Linked DNA regions of Mus musculus: region 2 is linked to region 1. Evidence: chromatin loops called from intact Hi-C (ENCODE). Cell type or tissue: heart. All regions are shown on one strand. Links, peaks and the distances in the headings refer to the core of each region. The heading gives the core; the rest is flanking DNA.

Region 1 (7,914 bases), core at 1,738-6,737:
AAAAAAAAAAGTCTCGGGGAAAGAAACTGTTAATGATAATTTATGAAATAGTCCTGGCAAACATACCTACAGGCTGAGAAGGAAATCAATCAGTATCGCTTTCAAGCCCAGGGAATTGTTTGAGCCATATCTGGGCATGAAGCAGTCTGAGGTGCTGGCCCAGCAATTTGTTCAGGACCATGGCTGAGAGAAGCAGGGAGGAAGTCGGGAGGACTTGCTTTGGGATACGCTGGGAGAAGAAGTAGGCAGCCGCAGTGAGACTGGCTGGCTTGCTGAGTGCAAGCTTTTGGTATCCATGAGGTGGCCTTAACAACACGTGCTTCATTTCTTTCTTTCTCCTTTTTAGCAGCAAAGAAGTCAACATGAAGAAACCTGTCTTCCTGCCTTCCGAAGTGTTCACCAGATACGCAGGGAATGCAGATATCCAGTAATCATATTTGGGGGGCACCCAATAGGTTTGACTGAAGTTGTCTGCAGGAGCATGGGTGAGAGACTATTTACTGGAAGAGTATGGGTAATTTACCAGTGGTTATACCACTGAAGAGAACTTCTCCCCCCCTCCCCCCCCCAGAAATCATTACCTGCCCATAGGTCCTCAGGAGGTTTATAAAAAGATTATCATTTTTACAAGCAGTAAAAAAGGACACTCAGTGCGTGCGTAGAGTGAGGACCCCACACATTTCCCTAGGAAAGCCTGGAAGAATATGTTAGTTGCCATGAAGACAGTACAAGGACTTCCCTGGGCAGTCTTGTAAGCTTTGCCGGCAGGAGGAAATGCAATTTTTCCCACTGCCTATCACACAATGCACCCGAAGGAATTGGAATTTCCCCAGGAGTTGCAGGCTGGGTGAAGGAACGGGTCTCAGTGTCTGTCAGAAGAGGAACCTGGCGGAGAGGAAGAGATTTCATACCGTCTGACAACTTGTTAGACCACCTTGCACAAGAGAGGAGCTTAGAGTTTGTTTATGTTGGCTGGGACAGCACGGGCAGTACCTGCTTAACTGAGCTTAGTTCTTGACCTCTATCCACCGGGCCTCCCGTTCCTCTCTTCCTGGTGTAGCTAAGTTGAATAAATCTCTGCATACTCACTACTGTCTGTCTGTTTTTTTTTTTTTTTGTTTGTTTGTTTTGTTTTGTTTTGTTTTGTTTTATCGAGACAGGGTTTCTCTGTGTAGCCCTGGCTATCCTGGACCTCACTTTGTAGACCAGGCTGGCTTCAAAATCAGAAATCCGCCTGCCTCTGCCTCCCAAGTGCTGGGATCAAAGGTGTGAGCCACCACACCTGGCTTACTGTCTGTCATCTTAATGTGTTAGGATTTAAGAGCCCAGGTTTTGATCCAGCAGCTCTGGCAACAACCTCCGAGTGCTGTTTACACCGTGACTCTTTCACATTGTTACATTGTTTAAATGGCTGTACAGTTTTTAGGGTTTTTTTGTTTGTTTGTTTGTTTTTCCCTCAGATGCAGAGAGCTATTAGCTTCACATCCTATTATCTATGTCAGTTTCTATAAGGCCTTCATCTTCCTTTGTTTTATATACACCGATGGACTGCGTCTGAACAGTATGCTGTCACGTACCACACGTTACTCCATCAGCCCCAGTCTGTGGGGACCGAGGGGGAGGGGCTTGGCTTGCAGGCCTGGCACTGTCCAGGGCTGAATTGTGAATTGTTCCCCTTCTTGCCTCACCTGAGGGGCAGAGGTGGTTTAATTCCCAGCCAGGTTCCACCTACTCAACCTAATGGGTTTAAAATAGTGCAGCACTGAGATGATCACTAAACGGGATGCAGGAGCCAGGAAAAACCTTGTTGGCACCTCAACTGGGTCTCTATCACAAAGGAGGTGCAGACTGGACAGCCGGGATACATCTGTCCTTGGCCAGGGTTCAGTAGTCTCCAATTTTCCTTGGTTTTCCGTCCCTTGCCACTGGTTTGTTGTGTCTCTATGTCCAGCTTGCTTTAAGGACATTGGTCATTTCGAATCTGGATCCAGCCCAAAGACCTCATTTTTTGACTTGATGACCTCTGTGAAGATTTACAACACTTTGGTGTGGTGGGAACACTGAGTTGCAAATACACTTGGATTTGAATCCTGTCCTCACTGCTCACAGGTAGTGTCACACCAGGGTGTCACTAGTCACCTGTCTTCTCTCTGTAGAATGGGCTGGGTCATTTTCTGCGGGGACTGGGTGCTCTAGAGCAGGCTGGACGGCAGTGACTGAGGCTAGGGGGATTGTCTTTGCTTTTCCATGTTCTCAGGTAGGATTCTCACGTAAAACCAAAGTTTTAATTTCTGTATCCAGGCACAACTAGTTGGTGCTTCTTCCAGAGGCCACTGCGTCCCTTGGTTGTCACAGGCCATAAATGTGCAGGCCACTTTATAGGTGACATCCATATCCAATACTTGATAGCATTCCCAGCCCAGACATGACAACTCATTGACTGGTGTCAGGTAAGGCTGCCATGGTACGGGTTTGGGAGAGGGGTCCGTCTCTTAGATACAGGGATCAACACTGCCTAAGCTCGAGTGTGCACAGCCTTCAGACTTTGCCTCACACGGAGTGGCTTCCAGCTTGAGCTCTTCCTTGACACCCTGTCATAGATGGCCAGTGTTACCCAGGTTTCCCCTTTACCAGCTTTCAAACATTTGATGGGGATTTTAGTTTTTAGCGTTGTGCTGGAAAAGAATATCTGGTCAATGGGGTGAGAAGCCTGGAGGTGAGGCAGGAGGAGGAACTGGAGAAAGCTTGTGTTTGGGAAGGACCTGGTACTAACTTCTGTGTAAGGGACACTCTTGGACACTTCAGTTTCTTCAGATTAATTACATTGTTTGTGGACTTTAATTAAATTATATCAACAGGGCAGCCAAACGTATGTTTGTCAGACGCTGGAAATGTTTTATATCCGAGGCAGTCTAAAGCAACTTACTTTCCTTCCTGTGCCCTAATTTACTTTAGTTTTTGCCCCCCCCCCCTTTTTTGTAAGTTGAATAGGTGCTTTAGTATATCAGTGGTGTGCTAACTATAGGAGGTTTGTTGGAAATCACCGAAGCCAAGTGTTTCCTAGGATCATACTGCACAGAGACCAGTATTGACTGGTGTTTTTACATTTGTTTATAAGACTGCATCTGTTGCAAAGAGCTTAAGCAAAACGTCAACACCACTATGGTAAAAACCATGTGTAGAAATAAATCCAGTTACTTTTGGTGTGCAACAGTGTATATACTTACACACGAAAATATCTTTATGTATATCCTTTTAAGCTACTAGCTAACGCCATTATTTTAGAATAGGTACAAAATACAATTTTAGCCAGTAGCTGTCTCCTAATTACAAAGTAGCCAGCACAGGGGACTTCAGTGTCAATGGCCCGAGAGGACACCCAGCAGTATTTAGCCAGGCGGAAGACAGTAGAATAAAAAACAAAACAAAAAAACCGAAAGGCAGAATTCCGGTGAAGATTCGACGGTTAAGGCCAAGTGGGCAAATTTAAGAATCGGGAAACCGAGGTGACTTAGGACAGGTAACAATAAAAAAAAAAACAAAAAACAACCCCCCCCCCCAACCCCCTCCGAAAGCCCTGGGGTTGGCGCTGGCTGGGCATTCCGATGGAGAAGCCGGGGAACCGGCGCCCGGGAGCGTGCCCAGCCTGGAAAGTTTCTGCGCGGCCCGCGCGCGGGCACGGTCCGAGTAAGGTGGCGGCCGCGCGCCTGCAGCCGCGGGCGTAATTCCGGAGGTGAGCCGGACGCCAGCGATCGTCCAGGCCTGCGCGGGCCCGGTCGGGATAGGGGCTCGCGACGGCGGCCTCCCAGGGCCGCGAGGTGGGCGGCTTGCCCTCCGCTTCCCTTCCTTCCCGGGCCGCGCGGGCGGGGCTGCGGGCTCGCGGCGCGGGAGCGCGCTGCGCCACGGGGGCGCGCGCTGGCCCGGCCGCAGTCGGCGTGGGAGCGAGCGCGGGGGCGGGGCGAGGCGGCCGCGAGGCGGCAGGCGCTCGCTCGCTCGCTCGCGCACCGGCAGGCCACCGCCTCGCCCCCGTCCCTTCCCTTCCCTTCCCTCCACTCCCCTCCCCCGAGCGAATCACGCGCCCTCCTCTGACACTCATAGCGGGCCCGAGCTCCGAATTTATCCTTCACGTGACCTGAGGGGGGTTGGGTGGTTGGCTGGGGGACGGAGGAGAGAGGGGAAGGAGGGAACGGAATCTGCCGTTACCCGAGCAACAGGCCCCGCCCGCCGGCTTGGGGCCGGGAGGGGCGGGCGGAGGACGTCAGCACGTCAGCCGGGGTTTTGCGTTTTGATTGACAGTTGCTATAGCGACCGGGTCGGTCCGTCGCCATTTTGTTGGTTGGTTTTTTTTTAAACCCTTTCGCTTCCCGCCCGAATAATAATAAAAAGCCCCATTGGAGTGAGGCGGGGGTGGCGGCGGCAACCGCGGCGGGGGGATCCGGGGAGACTGCTGCCGTCGCTGCTGCCGATCGCGGCCCAGGTCGGGCTGAGAAAGCGGACTCCCCGAGCGGGGGTGCGGGCGCCACCGCCGCCGCCGCTTGTGCTGCTGTTCCTGCTGCTGCTGTTGGTGCCGCTGCCGCTGCCGCCGCCGCCGCCGCCGGCGAGCGGGCGGGACCGGTGTGAGTGTGAGGGAGCGTGTGCGAGGGCGAGTGTGCGCGCGGTGAGTGTGCGCGAGTGTCTGTGCGGGATCGGGGGCGGGCGGTCCGGGCTCTCCTGGCGGAGCCGCCGCCGCCGCCGCCGCCGCTCGGGCCCCGGCGCTGCTCGCTGCGCAGCTTCGGAGCGCGCGCCATTTTGTGAGATTTACAAAAATCCTCGTCGGGAAGAAGCGGCCGGCAGCGGCCGCCACTCGGCGCCCGGCCTCGCCGCCGCCGCCGCCCTCCGCACCGGGCCGGGCCGGGCCCCGCCGCCGACACTCGGGGGCCCGGGGACTGCGGTATTTGCCGGGGAGGGGCTGTCGCCTGCCTCCCCGGCCGCGGGCGCCGCCGGCCCCGCCAGCCCGACGGACCCTGAGCCAGCGCGGCTGCGGCGCGGAGCCGGGACGCCGGGGGCGGAGAGAGGCGGCCGGGGCGGCGCTGGCTGCGGAGGCCGCGGCGGGAGCGCGGCGCGGGAGCTCGAGGCTGAGACTCACCGGAGGGAGCGGCGCGAGCGCCCCGCCATCGTCCCGGTGAGTGTCCGCCCCGCCCGGCGCGGCGCGGCCCAGCGCGCGGCTTCTCGGGGCCTGCGAGCCGGGCTCGCCAGGCCTCAAGCGGAGGGAGGGAGGGACCTGCCATCTTAGGAGCGAGCGGGCGGGCGGGCGGGCGGCCCGGGGCCCGGGGAAGAAGGCCTCGTCCCCGAGGAAAGTTGCGGCGGGTGGGACCCGCTGCCTCGGGCCGGGCCGGCGCCAGACCTCCACTGGCTGCCCGGGCGCAGGGGAGGAGGCTGTTCTCCTCCTCCTCCTCCTCTTCCTCCTCATCCTCTGCCCCCAGCTCCTCCCTCGTCCCTCCTCTCGGTCCCCACCGGCGTGCGGAGCGCCGGGGTTCTGGGCAAGGACAATGCACGGGATCAGAAAATGGGGCTGGCGGCCGGGAGGCGAGGACGCAAGGCCCGGCCGGGCCGGGCCGGCGAAGGTCGGCAGCCTGCTGCCTGCGAGGCCCAGTGGGCCCGCGCTCGGGCCTGGGGACCTGGTGTGCTCGGAAGTCGGGCCGCGAGCGCGGGCCACCCAGGGCACCGGAGGGGCCGGGGTGACCTGCATAGCAGCGGGAGGAGACTGGAATTAGAATGGAGACCTGTGTATCGCCTCAAAACTTCAACATCTATTTATAGGCTCAGACCCACTCAGGCTCCAGAGGCCCCAGAGCTGCTGAATATCAGCACTAAGCTAGAGGCCCCTCCCTACCCCGAAATAGTTAAAAATGGCAAAATTCGTGAGTCAGTGACTCCAATGACTTGTCTTGTCTTTGCCCAGCCCTAGATTATGTGACTCCTGTCGTCGAGGTGCAGCATCGTTTGCTTCTTGAGTTCTGCCAAATCCCAAGAAAATATTCCTTGTAACTGTTTGCACACTCATAGATTAGTGCAAGGCCTTTTATATATTACCTCGAATAACCTCCCAGTTGGAAATGCTGCCCATTTTACAGATGAGCAGACTGAGCCTAGAGGTGGGCAGTGACTAGTCCAAGGTCATACAGCCAGTACTCCAGGAGGCCTATGTCAGTTGTTAGCCTGGCTTTCTGTTCATTGGCTCCTAACTTATTATTAAGTACTGTATGATGACTCAGGGCTGTAACCTAGACTGTTTGGGTACAGGTTTTGGTAGAGTTAATTTAGGGTTTGCAGAAGTACAGTTTAGATGAGCCCCTGTAATGAAACTTGTCATGCCCCCCCCCCCCCAGGTAAACTAGTCTGTTTTTCAGTGGAAGAATTGAAACCACTGGTGCATTTTGTTCTTTGCGTTTAACTGTTACAGTGTAGAGTTCTTTTTGCGTATTGATAAGTCATAAAGTTTGGTGTGAAGTTATTTTTTATTTAAATACTTACATTTCTCTTTTGACACTGTACTTTGCACGTTAAGAATAACTATTAGGTATTTTGATTTGAGATGTTAATGTAGTGGAATTATCTTACTTTTTGTTTGTTAAATTTTTTTTAATTGTCTTAAAGAATTACATTTTTAAATAGACTGTAAGTGGGAGACAGGAGCTCAAATTTCACTTGTCAAGGTTTCAGAGGAATAGTGGTTAAGAAGATTTATTTGCATATGTGGATTTTCAGGGTGCTTGTCTTACAGCACCCTGCCCTTCGGAGCTTCTGCCCTAGCACGGCGGTGGTGTCTGTGGTACTGTCCAAAAAGTTAAAACTCTTGTCAGCGTCTATACCAGGTACTCTGTAAAAATGGCAACAGAAAGTTTGTATTTACCTCAGAGAGGCATAAGCTCAGAAATTGTTCTAGAAGGGCTGCTCCTGTGTCTGTAAGGCAAGGACACACATTTTGTATTCCTGGTGGATGATGAAGATTTTGTTGTCTTTTGAAGGAGCAGAGTTGAAGGGATGGTTGTTATCTGTAAGGATAGGAAACTGACTGACTGAGCCAGTGGAGCTTCTTGAAGACACTTTGGTGTGTGACCTGTTAAAATTGTAACCTCTATGCTCTGTGCTATGCCACTGCTATGTGCTAGGAGTTGAAAAATAAAATACCATTCACGAGAACATGGATAGTCAAAAAGACCCTTGGCTAGAGAAGTCTCACTTGAGAGTTCTACTCTGTCACTGAGTTTTCTTCGTGGCTGGACTCCTGTGCTTGTGACTCACAGATGGGAGTGACTGACAGTGTGACAAGTCTGTGCTGTGCAGTGCAGTGACTGAGGGTAAAGCTAAGATGGCTTGTTTCAGACATGGCATGAATTCTGTCATGGGTGTTATTATGTAACTGTCAAGGAAAGAAATACTGTATGTGTTTACTTTGGGTATTACTTTAAACCATTTTTAATAGAAATTTAAATAGCACAGAGATGTTACAGAGTTTATGGTTGGCAAATGTCTGTTCCAGAAAGAAATTTTGTATAGAATCTTGGATGACCAAGAATCATTTTGTACTGCAGGACATAGCTACATAGTATACATAGTTGGACTCCTAGAGGGAGGGCGGGAGGGAGGGAGGGCTTCATTTCTGAATCTCTTGCTACTTGGGGATGCTCTTGTTCGCACCTGCCAGCCAGTGTCCCTCTTCCCAGTAACTTCTCTTCTACCTCTCAAGAAGGAGCTTAGCCCTCAGACCCAGCAAACACCACAAGTTTCCAGAAAGTCTGTCAAGAACATGGCTCAGCACTTGCAGCTGTTAGTTTTAAGAATTCTGTGGTATTTCTAGACAGTAACTTGGCCCTAACACTCTATTTTGTGTTGAGTGTTTTGGTGGGTTTCCTCCATTTGTACTTGTCTACT
Region 2 (7,914 bases), core at 1,265-6,264, 100 kb after region 1:
CGCCATTAAAATCATCAAGAACAAGAAAGCGTTTCTGAATCAAGCCCAGATAGAAGTGCGGCTGCTTGAGCTCATGAACAAACACGACACTGAAATGAAGTACTACATAGGTAAGGGCTCATCACGATGCCTTGATTTCAGTGGGCCTGACCTGTTGAAGAACATAAGCCGTTTCAGTCTGTGGGTGCTTTGCAGGGTGTCTGGGGGGACTGTTTGATGGTTTCCCATGTCACAACTCACAGGTGCCCATTGTTTGCTCTCATGTGTCTTTGTCCAGGGAGCCACTGTCAGGTGACTTGCTAGTGCACTGTGAGTGCCTAAGACTTTTTAAAATCTGTCTGAACTTCCCAAACTTTGTTAGTGAGGTATTGGCCTCATTATAGCCAGGCCACATTGAGAGCACACCACAACACACTCACCCTATCTCCCCTGCTGCTTTACTTCTGGTCTTCCCACAGGAAGGTGACCTGAGCCTTAGATTAGAGAAAAATTCCTTTCAGTGGTAAACATAAATGGTCTTGGGGCTCTGTAGCTGGCATCTGCATCAGCTCCTGCAGAGTCCTATCTCAGTGTTTATTCCATTGTCATGCCATCTTCCCACAGGAAACAAAACAGCCGGAGAATTAAGACTATTGGGAACTTAAGAGAGCAGTTGGTTTACAGACAAAACTCCTTCTAATATATGTTTCCTACTTTATTTCTGTGTACATACATACATATATACACACATGTGTACAAGTATTGTGAGGAGCAACTGTAGTGGCTGTGGGGACAGGTGTGAAAGGACAGGGTAGAGACAGAGTTCTGCTCTCACAGTACAGATGCACCACAGCAGTCCTGATGACAAGGAAGGATTCTGTCTTCTTATAGAGATGGTATTGTTGGGAAGTGTGTAGACTGCCTGTTAGGCTGACTTTAGGACTATTTCATCATGTAAATCATTTCAGTGCCTCTCTTTTATAATAGTGGTGCCTAAACTAATGACTTTCATTGTCCCTGAAGTTTAGTCTCATTGTCCCAAACACTTCCAAATAGTGTAAATGGGGAAAAAAACCTGCACTACACACAAATACATTGTTTCCACAGCAAATGTTGAAGGGCCCAATTTACCACAAATTTTGTGGCAATTTTAATGTTCAGCTGCTGTAATAAGTTACTGAGCATCATTAATATTGAGTGCAGAGTATGTGCGCGAAGAGGAGCAGCAGCGTTGAAGTTGATAAGTAATGCTCCAATGGGAAATTCAGTGTCAGAGGTAAAACTGGGTTCAAGTAATGGGCATCATTAAAGAAGCCATGAGTCTGTGTCATGGCTCCCAGAGCTGTCTGACTGACTGTAGCCTCAGACAATTCACACTGTGCCCATGGTGACAATTCACACTGTACCCTTAGTGACAATTCACACTGTACCTTGGTGAGATTCATATAGCATGAATGATATCCAAACAGCTACAGAATGTGGGCTGCTCTAGGCAGTCTGTCCAGTACTGTGTCAAGACTCCTCACACAGTGGCTGTTTGAATACTGTACTATTTTTCTGTAGAGAGAGTTCTTTTTGAGATACCATGAGACCATAGTGAGGAGTCCTCTTACCATTGTTAGCCTGACATCAAGCTGACTTACAGGCACTTGCTGGTGTGTGTGAGAGAGAGTGCGTGAGTGCGTCTCTGGGTGACGTTATCTGACCCTGATGTGCTTGAGCACAGTCTGGTTTCTTACTGACCTCAGAGAGGGCAGAAGCCGTTGCTGCTTACCTGTCTGTCCTTCACGGGTTTTTCTAAAATTTTTACTCTTATAGACGATTTTTCTTTTTTCAATTTACTGAATATGATAAATACATAGGTTATGGATTCCCAAGAACACAGTCTTCACCAAGTCTTCATGATTTCCAGATACTTGCTGTGTTTTCCTAAAACACAAAAGTATGCTGCTGTCTGTAGGCAGTAGCCCTTCTACACACAGCTTATACATTCATCAAAGCCGGTGGGCAGGGCGGTTAGATGCAGTGCTGTCATAAGTCAATCTTAGCACATGAGGTTTATAAGGTGGTACTTTGTTACCTTATGGGCTGTTTGTTTGTTTGTTTGTTGTTTTCTGAGACAGGTTTCTCTGTGTAGCCCTGGCTGTCCTGGAACTCTCTCTGTAGACCAGGCTGGCCTCAGACTCAGAGATCCTCTATCTCAGAAGTGCTGAGATTAAGGGTGTGTGCCACCTTATGCATTTTTTATTTTTTATTTTTTTGGATAGACTGCACTTCTTTAACTTGGAAGAGTGGTTTAGATCCTCTTAGTCAGCAGAAGAACGGGCTGTTACTGTTAGGGGCTGACCTGCAGACTAACCCGCTTTCCACTCTGCACCAAATGGTGCGGTGCTGGGGATGGAGAACATACCAAGTATATACTAACTAATGCTTGTCTTACCAGCGTGTGTAACTTAGGTGAAATTTTCTTTTCTCTTTCAGTGCATTTGAAACGCCACTTTATGTTTCGAAACCATCTCTGTTTAGTGTTTGAAATGCTGTCCTATAATCTCTATGATTTGTTGAGAAACACCAACTTCCGAGGGGTCTCTTTGAACCTAACACGAAAGTTTGCGCAACAGATGTGCACAGCATTGCTTTTTCTTGCGACTCCAGAACTTAGTATCATTCACTGTGACTTAAAGCCTGAGAACATCCTTCTGTGTAACCCCAAACGGAGTGCAATCAAGATTGTTGATTTTGGCAGCTCTTGTCAGTTGGGGCAGAGGGTAAGTATTCCTTTAGGACTTGTGACTTACCATAGAATTAGGTAGAATGGCGTGAATGATGTGTTTACAGTTGGAGGCGGTTGGTGGATGCTGTTCATCTTGGACAGGTAGCTTATGCTTCACACCCTGCTGATGTCTGTTTAAAATCCAGATAGCAATACTTGAATTGGGAGAGTTTTTAAGTGGATATTTAAAATTATGTTTAATGCTAGAAAATTTTAAAGAAAGAGATAAAAGAATGAAATATTAGGTGATTTATAGCTCTCAAATGGAGCTTTTAATATAAAATTTGAGTAATTCTAACTTAAACTAGGATCTTGACTAGAAATTACTTTTCCTTAAGTCACCAAGATAAATGTTCCTTAAACAAAACACCAAGAAGTACACACAAATGGTTTTGGTACTTACAGCATAGGTGGTATACCTGTTTGTTTTGATAAATAAGTTTAAGTCTTCTTACCTTACCCCACTAAGTTGGAATTGCTATAGATTGAACACATCAGAACTGGTTTTCTTTACACTGTTAAGAACAGACGTGTCTATTGTGATTGAATTCACCTGGCTCAGGGAAGCAGCCTCTCCCTGCTGTAGTTTGTAGCATTAGGACATCTGTAGCAATGGTGTGTTGTGCATGCAGACAGAAGCCTGTGGTCTTCTGGAATGGGGTCAGGGATGCTTCTGTTAGTGCTCGATTCATTCTTAATGCCTTTTCTATTTACATAAAGGTATTGGAATTATTTTAATCTAACATTGTAGTGTTACTATTTTTAATATTGGCATCCACAGTTCTTGCTTTCCAAGCTTGTAAAGCTTCTATCTTGTTCAGCTTGTATCTAGGTTTTAAGTAGAGCAAAGTGTGTAGTCAGTTTAGTTAGCAGACTTAGCTTTTGTCATTCTGCAAATTATCTTATAATAGCAAAGTTATATAATTTTGGAGGTAATTTTTAAATTGAATTTGAAGGCAAAGTGTACAGTTTCAGATGCTGCTGAAAAGCCTAGAGTTGCCTGAGCAAGCACACTGTATAGAGACACATGCCCACTGCGACAACGCTGGCAGTAGATTTTTCAGTTAGCAATTTTTTCCATCAATTTAAACTAAATCATATGTTCAGTCCTAACATCAAACACTATTATTTCTGTCTAGACAAACTGAGATAACTTATCCTTTTCAGCCATTAAGTTTTTAACTGTCGACGTGTATTGGTGTTGCATGTGAACTATTTTTGAGATCCATGGATGTATTGTACTGGGTCAGAGTCAGAAGGTGTCAGGAAGAGAAGTGTATGCATGGGAGAGGGCCCTCAGGGATTTGGTTTAAAACCTGCTTGACCAAAAAGTAGTCAGGTAGGTGACTTCCTTCACCTAGAATCTCTCAGAAACATAGTGTGGTTTGAACACTCTATGTCCAAAATGTTTCCAACTAAGGTATTTGTAGTCTCGATCTTTACTGGGAATCAAACCCAAGTCCTCACCCACGCTGCTCTCTACCGCTGAGGCATGCCCCAGAGCATGCAGGGTAATGACTTGGTTCACTATTTCTCCTGATTACTGACTGGACTACATGAAAGGATCTGAATCCTCAACCAACTTCTTGTTTGGTTATTCCTTTGAAATGTTTAGTTGTTTCACCATGTTTATAGTGTGATGTTTAACTTTTCTGTTGCTGTAAGTAGTTTTCTTAACCCAATATTGAATATAACTATAAATAAGGCATATTGAATTAATACTACTTTGAAATATGTTTCAGATATACCAGTATATTCAGAGTCGCTTTTATCGGTCTCCAGAGGTGCTACTGGGAATGCCTTATGACCTTGCTATCGACATGTGGTCCCTTGGATGTATCTTGGTTGAAATGCACACTGGAGAGCCTCTGTTCAGTGGTGCCAATGAGGTAGGTAAAGGGTACTCTGTAGTGACAGTGTCATCTCAAAGCTGTCCTCATAGGAAGATGTCTTCTTAAGAGCTTGATCATTTCTCTAAGGTCAGTTGATCTTATTTTACATTCTTTTAATTTTTCTTCTTTGTCAGTTATGTAATGGTAGGCTTCTGAACTAGTAATTAAGATACTTAATATGTTACTGAAGGAAAACAGAAAACTAACCAGAAAGTGGCATTTCATAGACATTTTCAGGTTTACGTACAATAATAGCTTAACTATGTGGTGAAGAAATGAGGCCACCCTAGCACTAGTCAGTGCTGTGAACCCTGATTAAAACCCAGATGCTGGGATTTAGTCCTTCAAAAGCAGTGCACAGTGCAGTCGTAGATGCTGCCTGAGTTGTTTGAGATCTACTAGGATTCTGGGCATTAGAGAGACTGCACATCTGCAGGCTACTTTGTGTTCCTAAGATTCCGAAGCTGAGAACAGAAGCTGGAGGGTTTTTGGAAGAGTAAAGGGAATTGCTGCCCTTGCTGTCAGCTGAGCTTGTTTGCTTTTTGTGGAAAAGTTGATCATTGAGGATCTTAATCTAAATTTTGAGTTATATGAGAGAAAAGAAAGACTAAATGACTTAACTCTGGATCTTATTTTTGTTAAGTTGAGATTTTTGTAAGTTGTCATGTTACCTGGGCTGGCCCTCAACTCTGGGACTCTAGTGGTCTTCAAACTTAATCTTTGAAATAACTGATCAGATGCACACCATCTCCAGTCACCATCTTCTTCTCTGCATTTAATTTTAACTTCAGCTCACGAACAAGGTGGAAGCAGCTTCATATTTGTTTTTATTTGAACTTAAGTAATTGTATCTTATAACTGGTAACTTCCTTAGGATTAAACAGATAATCATCTGAGAATCCAGTGGCTTCCCAATTTTCTCATTGTCAGAGCCAAAGTCCTCTTTTGTGTTTGGCATTCTCCTCTTCACTCTGTGCAGGGGTCTCTGCAGTGTCTCCTCTCCTCTGTTCCTTTGCTTCTGACTCATCACTGTCTTCTCTTGCTGCAGCTCCTTGAACACTAACCACCAACCCTGCTTGGCCCCTACACTGTTCTCCCTGTCTTGAAGTGCTGCCTCCCAGATGGCACTGCACACTGCTCTCAGTCAGCTTTCCATGGAGCCTTTGTGCCACCTGTGCAACCTTCCCCTAGCCCCTTCTCATCTCCCATGCATGGAGACGCCGTTTTTGTGGTCTCTCTGCCCCCTTTAGGCTCTTCATCTTTGAGTTCAACGAAAAATAATTGTTTAAAGTATTGCATATGTATAGGTAGAGAAGTGATTGGTCAAAAACTACTCCAGGCAAATCTTTTCATGTTTAGAATTTATCTGTGAGACAATAGAGTACAAATATCTAAATTTAAGTTTTATTAAACTTGAGATTAGTTATGTCTTAATGTTGAAATACAGTCTTTAGGTTAATTGAATCGCAGTGTAACTGTTACTGGTGTAAACTGAATCCATCATAGTAGGAATTTTACCTGTCCTAAACATGTTCTGGTCCTTTCCCTGTGTAAGGATTTTCTAAACAGTATAATGTAATGACTTTTTTTTTTTTTTTTTTTTAAGATTTATTTTATTAATATATGTAAGTACACTGTAGCTGTCTTCAGACACTCCAGAAGAGGGAGTCAGATCTTGTTGCGGATGGTCGTGAGCCACCATGTGGTTGCTGGGATTTGAACTTTAGACCTTCGGAAGAGCAGTCGGGTGCTCTTACCCACTGAGCCATCTCACCAGCCCCCGTAATGACTTTTTCTAGTATTTGTAATTATAAGAAACCTAGAAAAGATCTCAAGTATGAAAGAATGCACACAAATTATTTACAGATATTATTTTTGTATAAGAGATTTGAACACCTGTGGATTTGTGCATCCATAGGGTTGGGGCTAATCCTGCTCAGAACCAGTTCCTTGAGGAGGCTTGACTATGTTTGTAGTTAGCCTTTTCCAAAACAGGCTCTTCCTCTGTTTACCCTGCTGTATTATGTCAGTAAGCATGGTTTCTAGCCTTATGGTAGTTGCACTGTAGCATGAATGCATAGTTTTCACTTAAACTGTAATTTAATTAATGTCTGTAAGTTAGTAAGACATTTTTATTGGTTCTTTAAAACTTGAAAAACTGACCCTTAAAATTTCCTTCCTTTCTATCTCAGTGTTTTCCATTGTATTTGAGGTCCCAAGGTACACTATGGATCTGTATTCTTATTTGCTGATTCTCTACCTTCCCTTCTGTTGAGTGTGCAGAATGTGAGGGCAAAATGTATTATATCTGTTGGTTTTAGTGTATCCTCAAGAGTCCACAGTGTATCCATCCTCAGCGCCCACAGTGTATCCATCCTCAGTGTACACAGTGTATCCATCCTTAGCGTACACAGTGTATCCATCCTCAGCGCCCACAGTGTATCCATCCTCAGTGTACACAGTGTATCCATCCTCAGCGCCCACAGTGTATCCATCCTCAGCGCCCACAGTGTATCCATCCTCAGCGCCCACAGTGTATCCATCCTCAGTGCCCACAGTGTATCCATCCTCAGTGCCCACAGTGTATCCATCCTCAGTGTACACAGTGTATCCATCCTCAGCGCCCACAGTGTATCCATCCTCAGCGCCCACAGTGTATCCATCCTCAGTGCCCACAGTGTATCCATCCTCAGTGCCCACAGTGTATCCATCCTCAGTGTACACAGTGTATCCATCCTCAGCACCCACAGTGTATCCATCCTTAGCGTATACAGTGTATCCATCCTCAGCGCCCACAGTGTATCCATCCACAGTGTCCACAGTGTATCCATCCTCAGTGTACACAGTGTATCCATCCTCAGCGCCCACAGTGTATCCATCCACAGTGTCCACAGTGTATTCATCCTCAGCGCCCACAGTGTATCCATCCTCAGTGTACACAGTGTATCCATCCACAGTGTCCACAGTGTATCCATCCTCAGCGCCCACAGTGTATCCATCCTCAGTGTACACAGTGTATCCATCCTCAGCGCCCACAGTGTATCCATCCTCAGTGTACACAGTGTATCCATCCTCAGCGCCCACAGTGTATCCATCCTCAGCGCCCACAGTGTATCCATCCTTAGCGTACACAGTGTATCCATCCTCAGCGCCCACAATGTATCCATCCACAGTGTCCACAGTGTATCCATCCTCAGTGTACACAGTGTATCCATCCTCAGCGTCCACAGTGTATCCATCCTCAGTGTACACAGTGTATCCATCCTCAGC

Evidence for each region. Hi-C counts contacts between places; a loop is a spot of excess contacts. Peaks named below come from ENCODE experiments on the same cell type or tissue, not always from the same donor. Only the 100,000 strongest peaks of a DNase experiment are listed, where the experiment ranks them.
Region 2: a loop joins it to region 1, with 2.1 times the contacts of the local background. A loop is called at or near these places in 1 of 42 quality-filtered maps.

The regions. Positions count from the first base shown.
Region 1 is chr16:94,565,374-94,573,287 of GRCm38, forward strand. It overlaps Dyrk1a (dual-specificity tyrosine-(Y)-phosphorylation regulated kinase 1a), which reads left to right and starts at 4,833. Exons shown (of 12, transcript NM_007890.2): 1 at 4,833-5,161. In heart, for the core only: no CTCF peak of the experiment used is centred there; DNase peaks (open chromatin) are centred at 4,128 and 5,448; H3K4me3 peaks cover 4,124 bases; H3K27ac peaks cover 4,007 bases.
Region 2 is chr16:94,668,843-94,676,756 of GRCm38, forward strand. Dyrk1a (dual-specificity tyrosine-(Y)-phosphorylation regulated kinase 1a) reads left to right here. Exons shown (of 12, transcript NM_007890.2): 6 at 1-110; 7 at 2,461-2,747; 8 at 4,495-4,641. Among named protein-coding and RNA genes, the nearest start is that of Gm41504, 41 kb to the right of the region's middle. In heart, for the core only: no CTCF peak of the experiment used is centred there; no DNase peak of the experiment used is centred there.